Linked DNA regions of Mus musculus: region 2 is linked to region 1. The links are chromatin loops, found by intact Hi-C in ENCODE. Cell type or tissue: left cerebral cortex. All regions are shown on one strand. Each heading gives the region's core, and the rest is flanking DNA. Links, peaks and the distances in the headings are about the cores only. Region 1 overlaps Kbtbd12 (kelch repeat and BTB (POZ) domain containing 12). Region 2 has its middle 3.5 kb from the start of Sec61a1.

Region 1 (5,376 bases), core at 322-5,321:
CAGCAACACTTTACAAAACTGAAATTTTAAGCTAGCGCTAGCATGTGTACTTGTCCGTTGCTCCGATGTCCGATACGAAGATCCTTTCCTGTGGAGCTCCAATGCAGCGTTCCTCTTAGCATCTCTCTGCCATTCTTCAGGTCCCTGTTCGGGCGCCAAAATGTTGCGGCCGCCAGCAGCTCGCAACGTGAACGGTTCGACTGAGAAGGCCGCTCGAGCTGTAAGAGAGGAATCTAGACGGGGCAAAAGAAGAAATGTAGCCAAGACAGTTACTCTGATCAAGGCTCAAATTTTATTGTTGCGACACCAGTTATGAAGGAAGGGGGAGGGGACCCGATTCCCGCCGAATAATCTCTGGTCCAGTAGAAAGGTGCACGTGTGTGGCTCCTCAGGTTCCAGCAGTGGGCGTGGCAGAACGAATGAGCAGGAAGCTCCACCCCGAGCAAGCAGGTTTCAGGCTGGGGGAGGGGAGACTACATCTCTCCATCTCCCTACCCACCAAAGTTTTATGTTCTCTCTTTATCTTTCTTTAGAAAAAAAAAACCCACAAAAATACAAAAATGAAAATCAACAAACAAAAAACCAGTAAGACAAAAAAAATGCCAAAACAAAACAAAAGCCCACAAAACACCCATGGAGTTATTCATGTGTTGGCCAGCTCCATTTAAACTTTAAATCATCTTACTAAACTGACTACTTATTTGGCTTCTTATTTAATATTTTTGGATATTTTATTAATTTTATTTTATGTACAGTGTTTTCACTATGTACACTTATGTACCATGTATACGGTAATCCGAGGCTGAAAAGAGCACTGGATTTTATAGTTCTGGAGCTATAGACACAATGATGCTGGGAACCATGTCTGGGTCCTCAGGGAGAGCACTTTGCACTTTTTCAATGTACAAGTTCTGTGCTTTTTGCTAAGTTTTTTGCTAAGTATTTTATTTATTTTAATGGCACTATAAGTGGAATGTTTTCTTAATTTAAATTTGGATTGTTCGCTACAAGGGCATAGAAATGTGATTTTCTGTACATTACTTTTCCAACCTTGCTGATCTTGTTTCTTAGTACCAATAAGTTAAAAAAAAAACTTTTCAGAATTTTCTAAGTAAAGGATCATATCCTAGGTAATTAATTATTCCTGTATAATCTGGCTGCGTGTGTTTTCCTTCTCTTTTCTAATTACCTGCAGCAGAATCTCCATCACAGTGCTGCACAGAAATGGCAAGAATGCACACTCTTGTCTTGTTCCTGAGTCTAAGGGCCAAGGTTTTCAGTTTTTCACCAGTGAGTATGATGTTAGCTGCAGATTTTCCATAGATGTGTGTTAGTGGTTCAGTTACTTTGCTGAGTGTCTTAGTTAGGGTTTCCTTTGTTGTGAAGAGACCCCAGGAACAAGGCAACTTTTATAAAGGACAACATTTACTATGGGCAAATTTACAGGGTCAGAGGTTCAGGCCATTATCATCAAGGCAGGAAGCATGGCAGCTGGAATCCAGGCAGTCATGGTGCAGGAGAAGGAGCTGAGAGTTCTATGTCTTGTTCCAAAGGCTACCAGGAGAAGACTGTCTCCCAGGTAGTGAGGAGGAGGGTCTCCAAGGCCACCCCATAGTGACACACTACTCCAACCAGGCCACTCCCTGGCCACGCATATCAAGCCGCCACGCTGAGTCTGCTGTGAGTGGGGACTGGCTTTTCTCCTTTATTTTTCATCTGTTTAGATAATTATCCTGTTTTTGTCCTTTATTTTATTTAAGAGGTGTGTTATATAAATGAGTTTTTAGACAATTAGTCACTGTTGCCTGTCTGGGAGAATCTAGCTTGGTCATAACATGTAACTCTTTTTTTTTTTTCCCCACCCTACTCTTTTTGAATGCTTCTGGTTTCAGTTTGCTACATTTGGAATTTTTTGCCTTTTTTGGGGTGTCTACGTGTGCTGTCTGTACGGGTAAATGCATATATATGAGTGTATGTATGGAAGCCTGAGCTGACATCAGTCTTCCTCAAGCCCTCAATGGCTCTGCACCTTACTTATTTTTTTAAGTTTTACTTTTCTCTTAAATATAAAAATATTTATTTTTATGGGTGTTTTGCCTGCCTACATTTCTGTGTATTTTGTGTGTGTGTGTGTGTGTGTGTGTGTGTGTGTGTGTGTGTGTGTGTGTAGTGTCCAAGGAAGCCATAAAAGGGTGTCAGATCCCCTGACACTGGAGTTGCAGGTGGTTGTGAACTGCCTTGTGGGTGCTGGGAAGAAATCTCAGTCCTCTGGAGAAGCAGCCAGTGCTCTTTCCTCAGCTCCATTTATTTATTTATTTATTTATTTATTTATTATTTATTTATATATTTATTTTATGCATATGAGTACACTGCCACTGTCTTCAGACACACCAGAAGAGGACATTGGATTCCATTACAGATGGTTGTAAGCCACCGTGTGGTTGCTGGAAACTGAACTCAGGACCTCTGGGAGAGCAGTCAGTGCTATCAACCTCTGAGCCATCTTAATGATGTGTCTGTGTGTATGTCTGTGTATGGGTATATGCATGTGAATGCAGGTGCCTGTGGAAGCCAGAAGAGGGTGTCAGCGCTTCTGGAGTTGGGGTTACAGGCAACTGTGAGCAGCTTGATGTGTGTGCTGGGAACCACGCTTTTTTTTTTTTTTTACAAGAGCAGTGCATGTCTTTAACCCTGGTGCCAGCTCTTTAGCTACAACTCTGAACATACCGATTCAGCCAGACTGGCTGGGCAGTGAGTCCCGGATCCTTCCTTACGCTGGGTGTGCAGAAGTGTATCGGCCTCTTACACAGGTTCATACAGCAAGCACTTTACTGATTGCACCATCTCCCTAGCCTCTGAGCTTTGATTTTTTTTTTTTAAATGGGATAACACTGACTTCACAGAATAAGTTGAGAATTGTCTCCTCATTTATGTTTTGTAAGAATGTGTGAAAGACTGGTGTTATAAGCTCTGGCCTTGAAACATGCTGGCTTCCTCAACCTATGTTAGGTGGGGAAGAGAGCCTGCTGGAGAGATTCAGGAGTCTGTTAAGGACTGTGAAACTCTGGGTTGTTGTAATCTGTTTACTGCAGATTCATGGATGCTGATGGAGACAGGGGACCCCTGAGCTGCAGATGAAGGACAGTATCCTTTGCTGCTGCTGTTGCTGCTGTGGCGTCAGCATCTTGAATTTCACCTATCTGAGCTCCTAATCTCCCAGGACCTGAAGTGTGCCAACTAACACCTGTGAGTACTAGAGAGAAATCCTGGGCTTAGGAATCAGAAGACTTCCATGAAAGGGTCAGTGTGTCTGCCCTTTGTTACGGAGTCGGATAAGGTCACCTGCTATACAAAAATGCTTATAAAATCCACCCAGAACAATGGCAGCCAGTGTTTCGGTGCAGAAGAAATGAGGACCCCACGAGACTCACAGAGACTGGCCTCAGGCGGACTCCTTAGAGTGCTCCCTGCCATTCTCTTCATTCACACTTGATTTGCATATTGTGAACTTTGTTCCAGCTTTCCTAACTTCATATTCACACGATACGAAGAGTCAGATGACTTCACCCCTGTAATTCCTTGAAGAAGCTGTCCCTACCCACTGCTCTCCTTCCTACTCGGCTGCTTCTCCAGGCACCGATTCCAGCCCTATAAATAACATTTTTCTAACACTTCATTCTTGATTTCTCAGATGAAGGCGGCTGTGCTTTAGATACTGCTCGAGTTTGTTCTCCGAAGATTCATGTGCAAGAGACTTGGTCTCCAGAGCGGCGATGCTGGAGGTGGAGAGCTTTTTAAGAAGCGGGGCTTTGTAGGAGGAGAACACACCCTGGGATTGCTCTCCTCAGAAGGGATGATGCAGCTCTCATGGGCCTCTGACTAGTGCCCCGGAGTACTTGACTGCAGTTCACCCCCACAACTGCAGCTCCTAGGAAGCAGAGGCAGGGTCCCCGAAAATTCAAGGCCAGCCTACCTCATGCAGTGACTTCCAGGCCAATTCACGATACACAGTGAGACCTTGTTTCACAAAACAGACATAAGAGTGAGAATAACTCCTGAATTACTTTGGGCTTTTGTGTTGCCATGTGACTCTTCCCTCTGCATACACTGCCACCAGGACACCATCCACCATGCAGTGACCCAGTCAAGGAGGTCTCTGTCACCAATGTTTGGGGTCACTTGAGCATGGACTTCTAGCCTCCAAAACTGTGAGCTAAAAAAGCCTTTCTTATAGGCATCTAGCTTTGGGTAATGTGTGTTAGTCACAGAAACAAAGACAAGGCATTCGTGGGACTTAGCTTTGTTTCTCATCCTTAGCATACCTACCTATTTTCTATTTTCTCATTTTTACAGGATAATCAAGGCACAGTATTGGTTATATATAAATATAGCTCAATATCTAGTTCTTATGTCTGAGCCTGTAAGAGCCAAGTTAAACTATAAGCCTCACTTGCCCAAGGGCAGATAAATTCCTGGACTGTTGGGTGCTGTGGTTCTTGGGAAATATCAAGTCACATGGTTTTGCTCCCCTAAAGTTTGTTTGTGCTTGATTGGATGTGGGTGGGTGGGAGGGATGTAGGCAGGAAATATGTCAAGACGTACGCTTCTTCCTGATTGGACCTGATGGGAAATTTGGTGGCTATGAGGTTTTGCCGTTTTAAGCCTCTGTAAAATGTGACTCATGACCACATCCTGGGAACCTAGAGATGGATCTGGTCAGAGACAATCATCTTGGCCGTTATTTAATTAAAGCTTCCTTCAAATTTGGCTCAAAATTCTGGAACTGGTCTTTCTCTTGTGACCTTCAGGACTAACATTTGGAGGCCTCCGTGAGATTAAAAAAAAAAAAAAAGTATTCCACCTAAATTCTGCTGAAGCTTGGATCTTCAAGAGGCTGGTAAGCCACCCCAGCGGTGCGCCACCTTGGGATAGCTACAGCGGTGCGCCACCTTGGGATAGCTACAGCGGTGCGCCACCTTGGGATAGCTACAGCGGTGCGCCACCTTGGGATAGCTACAGCGGTGCGCCACCTTGGGATAGCTACAGCGGTGCGCCACCTTGGGATAGCTACAGCGGTGCGCCACCTTGGGATAGCTACAGCGGTGCGCCACCTTGGGATAGCTACAGCGGTGCGCCACCTTGGGATAGCTACAGCGGTGCGCCACCTTGGGATAGCTACAGCGGTGCGCCACCTTGGGATAGCTACAGCGGTGCGCCACCTTGGGATAGCTACAGCGGTGCGCCACCTTGGGATAGCTACAGCGGTGCGCCACCTTGGGATAGCTAACCCAGCTGAGGCTCCAGAGAAGTGCTTTCCACTCTGCAAACTCCTGAGGTGAACAGCTCTTCTTGGAAGGAAATAGTAAGAATGTTTTA
Region 2 (5,376 bases), core at 323-5,322, 53 kb before region 1:
GCCAGCCCCATGTCATTGATAGGACATTTATATTTAATTTGGCATTAAGTTGCATGTGCGTACACAAATATAGATGGGTTTAGGGGAAAGCACTAAGTCAATATACTTAGCACAATGTGAGGTTTTTGTTTTCGATTCTTTAAGCTAGGTCTCTAGGTAGCCCTCGATACCACTATGTAGACTAGGCTGGCTTCAGATTCACAGAGATCCCACCTGACTGCTCTGAGTGCTGGGACTAGCCGTGCATGTGCCACCACAGCAGGCCACAATGTGAGGTTTTTGAAACAGAGGTGCAGTGTTTTTGCATGTACACATTTTAAAGATTTAATTATTAAATATTAGAGACAGATGCCTAAAGAGACAATAAAATCTAAATGAAGTTTTGATTAAGTATTTCTTTGAGATTTATTTTTATTGTTTCTGTGCTCACGTAAGTATGATAACAGGTGCCCTTTGAAGGTAGAAGAGGGAGCCACCTGTCATGGGTATTGAGAACTGAACTCAGGTCCTCTGGAAGAAAAGCAAGCGATCTTAACCGCTGAGCCATCTCTCTGAACCCCTGACAATGGTATTTTAAAATGCAATAAACATGAATTGTCTTAGTCTTCAGGACAATGAAGAAGTTAAAATAGTAATGGATTCCAGACCTCCACTTGGTTTGATACTCACAAAATCTGTATTTTACAAAACGAAGTTCTGGAATAAAAATTGGAGCATCTTATGTTGGCATAGGCTATAAAAAGTTGAGTACAAAAGTTTTGTTGAAAAGTGAAAGTAGGTGGCCAGAGAGGTGGCTCAGCAGTTAGGACGACCCAGGTTCAAGTCCCAGCACACACACTCAGCACAGCTCACAGCCGTCTGTAATTTCTTCTTTTCTTTTTTAAAGGTTTATTTACTTAATATATATAATGAGTATGGGCATCAGATCTCATTATGGATGGTTGTGAGCCACCATGTGGTTGTTGGACCTTTGGAAGAGCAGTCAGCGCTCTTACCTGCTGAGCCATCTCTCCAGGCCCCACACCTCCATCCCCCCAATCCCCATCGGTAACTTCAGTTCCAGGTGATCTGACACCTCACACAGTTATACACAGAGGCAGAACACCAATGCACATAAGATTTAAAAAGAAGAAAAGTGAGAGTAGAGCTGAGACTAACTCGCGTGTCGGCAAACTCCTTGTCTGATGTGTGAGGTCCCAGGCTCAGTGCTCCCAAACATAACACCTACCACAAAGATTACATTGCTACACGTTTGTATGTCTCTTCAACATACTATTAAAGCTTGTGGGTCGAGTGACGTTTTAATCATCAATGAGGAGAAAATCTAAGAACATAAGTTTCATACATCAAATATTTCACGAACAAAGACTCCCTAAGTCTGACCTGGTGACTTAGGCCTGTAGTCCCAGGGTGAGGGAAGAGGGTCAGTAGTTGAAGGACAGCCTGGGCTATAAGACACTGTCTCCAAACAAAACCTGTAAACAAGAAAGAGTTCCCAATATGTTACTATGGGAAGGAAAAGACAGGCCAGGGCCAGTGAGCTGTCCCCAGGCAGACCTGAAGTGTCCCCATACAGCCTGATGTCTGAATTCAATCCTGGAACCCACACAAGGGGAGGAGGAGAAAGAAAACCAGCTCCAAAGAGCTGTCCTCGGACCCCCACGTGTGCACACCCGAAGCCCTGATCCCCTCAGACCCCCACGTGTGCACACCCGAAGCCCTGATCCCCTCAGAGCCCCACGTGTGCACACCCGAAGCCCTGATCCCCTCAGAGCCCCACGTGTGCACACCCGAAGCCCTGATCCCCTCAGACCCCCACGTGTGCACACCCGAAGCCCTGATCCCCACATCACAGAGTTGTCCTCGGACCCCGACGTGTGCACACCCAAAGCCCTGATCCCCACATCCAGCTCCACAGAGTTTTCCTTGGACCTCCACGTGTGCACACCTGAAGCCCTGACTCCACATCACAGGGCTGTCTTCAGACCTCCACGAGTGCACACCCAAAGCCCTGATCCCCACATCACAGAGTTGTCCTCGGACCTCCACATGTGCACACCCAAAGCCCTGATCCCCACATCCAGCTCCACAGAGTTTTCCTTGGACCTCCACGTGTGCACACCTGAAGCCCTGACTCCACATCACAGGGCTGTCTTCAGACCTCCACGAGTGCACACCCAAAGCCCTGACCCCCCACATCACAGAGTTGTCCTCGGACCCCCACATGTGCACACCCAAAGCCCTGATCCCCTCGGACCTCATCCTGCCGCTGGGTCTCCTCTCCACTTTGCTTCATCACCTCCCAGCCTTGTCTTGGAACACGCGTGTCCCGCTCAGCTCCTGAAGCTTGGCACAGATGTTACCACCTACACCTAGCCTCCCTCACACCACTAAGTTGGGACCAGTTTCCTTATGCCATCTGCTTCTTTGGCTGATGTAACCTGAGCCAACTCATGGAGCACGATTACTTTGTTAAAATTACCTACTGGTGGGCTGGAGAGATGGTTCTGTGGTTCAGAGCACTTACTGCTTTTATAGAGGACCTTGGTTAGGTTCCCAGCACCAACATAAGACAGTTCACAACTGCCTCTAATTCCAGCTCTAGGAGATATGACATCCTTTTAGCCTGTGTGGGCACATGCACAGGCAAATAATTAAAAACAAAAGCTCAAAGCCAGATGTGGTGGTGCATGCTTTTAGTCCCAGCACCCAGGAGGCAGGGACAGGAGGATCTCAGTTTAAGGCCAGTCTGGTCTATGTAGTGAAGTCCAGGTCAGCCAGTGCTAACCAGTGAGAGCCTGTCTCAAACAGCAACAAACCTCACATGAACATCTCCATCCACTCTCAAGACAGCAGTGGGAACTCCAGGCTTTCCTTTTCCATCAGCAGCTTCATGGCTTCCTGATCCAATAAATTAAAACTAAAGTCCTTGCATCTCTGCCTACCGAGCCTGTGCCTGGGCAAATTTCCTCTACAGATAAATCTACAACCTGCTCTCCTCCCTGGCTCTTTGAGCTGATAGTGGGCAGTTAGATCTGCTGAAGTCCACTCAGCCTCCAATGGCTCATGACACTGCACAGTGTCACCCTGCGCTTGCCTGTCATGCTGTTCTGTCAGAGCTACTGTAGCTGTTCTCAATAGGAGTCTTGCTCACCAGGTTGACAGTACTGGGAAGCAGTGACACCTTTAAGAGGTGGAGCCTAGTAGGTCTTTGGGGGGGGGGGGGGAGGAAGCCCTTGAAGGAAGTTGTGGGATCCTTGTGCCTTCTTTGTTTCTCGTCTCCTGGGTATGAGATAAGTGGATTTTGTTCTGCCGACTAGCCTAAAGAACCTGTAGCATGGACCATAAGCCAAACTAAACAACTTCTTTCCTTCTTCCTCTTCCTCTTCCTCTTCCTCCTCTTCCTCTTCTTCTTCGTCCTCCTCCTTCTCTTCCTCCTCTTCGTTTTCTTCTTCTTCTTTGTCTTCATCTTTTTTTTGAGACAGTGTTTCTCTGTGTATTCCTGGCTTCCTGGAACTCACTCTGTAGACCAGGCTGGCCTCGAACTCAGAAATCCACCTGCCTCTGCCTCCCAAATGCTGGAACTAAAAGCATGTGCCACCACTGCCTAGCCTAAACCCGTTCTTTTTATAAGCTCTTGACCTTGGGTATTTTTTTACAGTGGCAAGGCTACTAGTGACTCTGGATCTTTCCTCTTTGAGTATTAACTCATGTTTTCACCTGTTGGGCTTTGTAAGTACTGTTGACTAGGTTACCTCTCTGTTCTTGGCAGTCTCTACCATCCCTCCCAATGTAGTGAAAAGTCTAAGGGGTCTTGTCCCTGTGTCTTCTAGATTTTCTCTTGCTTCTCCAGCTCCTGTCTGGACTGGCTCTTTAGGTCTGCAGGCCACCTCTTAGCCTGGGTTTTCATCATTAAGGATGCCTCTTCACTTTCACGGGACATTGCACGCTCCATTTCTTGGGAGCCCCATTGCTTTTGTGAGTCACTTTCCCCAGCAGTGTCTAAGGGTGGTGTTTGGGAGAGAAACTTTCTCAGTGGGGTGTGGGTCCAGTGGCTGTGGAGGATGTGAGTTGGAGTGACTATCCCATAGCATTTGAGACTGTCATCCACTATAGAGTTTTTCTGCAGCTGAGGGATCTGGATCCATTCTGACCATTGGCTCTTTGTGCAATCTTCAGTGGAGCCTGGGTAGGTGGCGTGCAGGTTGACAGTCATCTGGGAGCTGAGTTGGAAAAAGACCCGAGTTCCCTTTCTACCCTTAGACTCTTCATAGTGTCGCCCAAGGGTCCTGAATGCCCCATCAGACTGCCCTGGTTTTTTTTTTTTTTTTTTTTTTTCCTCCAGATACAAGGCTACCTGCAGACGGTATGTGGAATACCCTGTTGCATTTGCCCTTTGGAAAAGCAGAGAATAATAATGTCTTAGAATAAGTGTAACATTTGAGATAGCCTCATACCAAACACATTATCTGTTCCTTGTTTAAATTTCAAATTCAGTTTGGTATCCTAGCTGTGTTTTAATTTATTTTAAATCTGCTGTCCCCACCCAGATGGCTCCCTCCTTTTCCTTGCTAGGGAGGGTCAGTCACTCAATTGTGAGAGGTGTGGGAGGCATCTTTGTTTAACTGCTATAGTGAGTTTGACTTCCAGCCCAGATTTGGCGCAGCATGGAGGTACTGCCATCCTCCAAGGTCTTACAGACCCAGTGTTCTGCTTCTGGCCTTCCCCACCCTGCTTCAGAGGTCCTGGTAGTACACCCCACTTTGCAAGCAATTGACAAATAGGAAGACGGACAGCCGGGTGTGGTGGCACACGCCTGTAATCCCAGCACTTGGGAGGCAGAGGCAGGCGGATTTCTGAGTTCGAGGCCAGCCTGGTCTACAAGGTGAGTTTCAGGACAGCCAGGACTACACAGAGAACCCCTGCCTTGAAAAACAACAACAACAACAAAAAAAAAACAAAACAAAAAACAAAAAAAAACAAAAAAAGAAGAAGAAGACGAAGAAGAAGAAAAAAAGAAAAAAGGAAGACAGGTTTACTTCATGTCCAGCAGTGCCTTAGGATTTTACTGCTATGAACAGACACCATTACCAAGGCAACTCTTATAAGGACAACATTTAATTGGGGCTGGCTTACAGATTCAGAGATTCAGTCCATTATCATCAAGGGAGGAACATGGCAGCATCCAGGCAGGCATGGTTCAGCTGGAGCTGAGAGTTCTACATCTTCATCTGAATACTAGCAGAATGCTCACTTCTAGGCAGCTAGGACTAGGGTATTAGAGCCCATACCCACAATGACACACTTACTCTAACAAGGCCACACCTACTGCAACAGTGTTTCTAACAGTGCCACTCCGTGGGCCGAGAATATACA

Evidence for each region. Hi-C counts contacts between places; a loop is a spot of excess contacts. Peaks named below come from ENCODE experiments on the same cell type or tissue, not always from the same donor. Only the 100,000 strongest peaks of a DNase experiment are listed, where the experiment ranks them.
Region 2: a loop joins it to region 1, with 2.0 times the contacts of the local background. A loop is called at or near these places in 2 of 42 quality-filtered maps.

What each region holds. Positions count from the first base shown.
Region 1 is chr6:88,572,973-88,578,348 of GRCm38, forward strand. All of the region lies in intron 5 of Kbtbd12 (kelch repeat and BTB (POZ) domain containing 12), which reads right to left. Among named protein-coding and RNA genes, the nearest start is that of Kbtbd12, 52 kb to the right of the region's middle. In left cerebral cortex, for the core only: no CTCF peak of the experiment used is centred there; DNase peaks (open chromatin) are centred at 3,008 and 3,720; H3K27ac peaks cover 1,630 bases.
Region 2 is chr6:88,519,620-88,524,995 of GRCm38, forward strand. No RefSeq gene overlaps it. Among named protein-coding and RNA genes, the nearest start is that of Sec61a1, 3.5 kb to the left of the region's middle. In left cerebral cortex, for the core only: no CTCF peak of the experiment used is centred there; DNase peaks (open chromatin) are centred at 2,420 and 4,606; H3K27ac peaks cover 2,185 bases.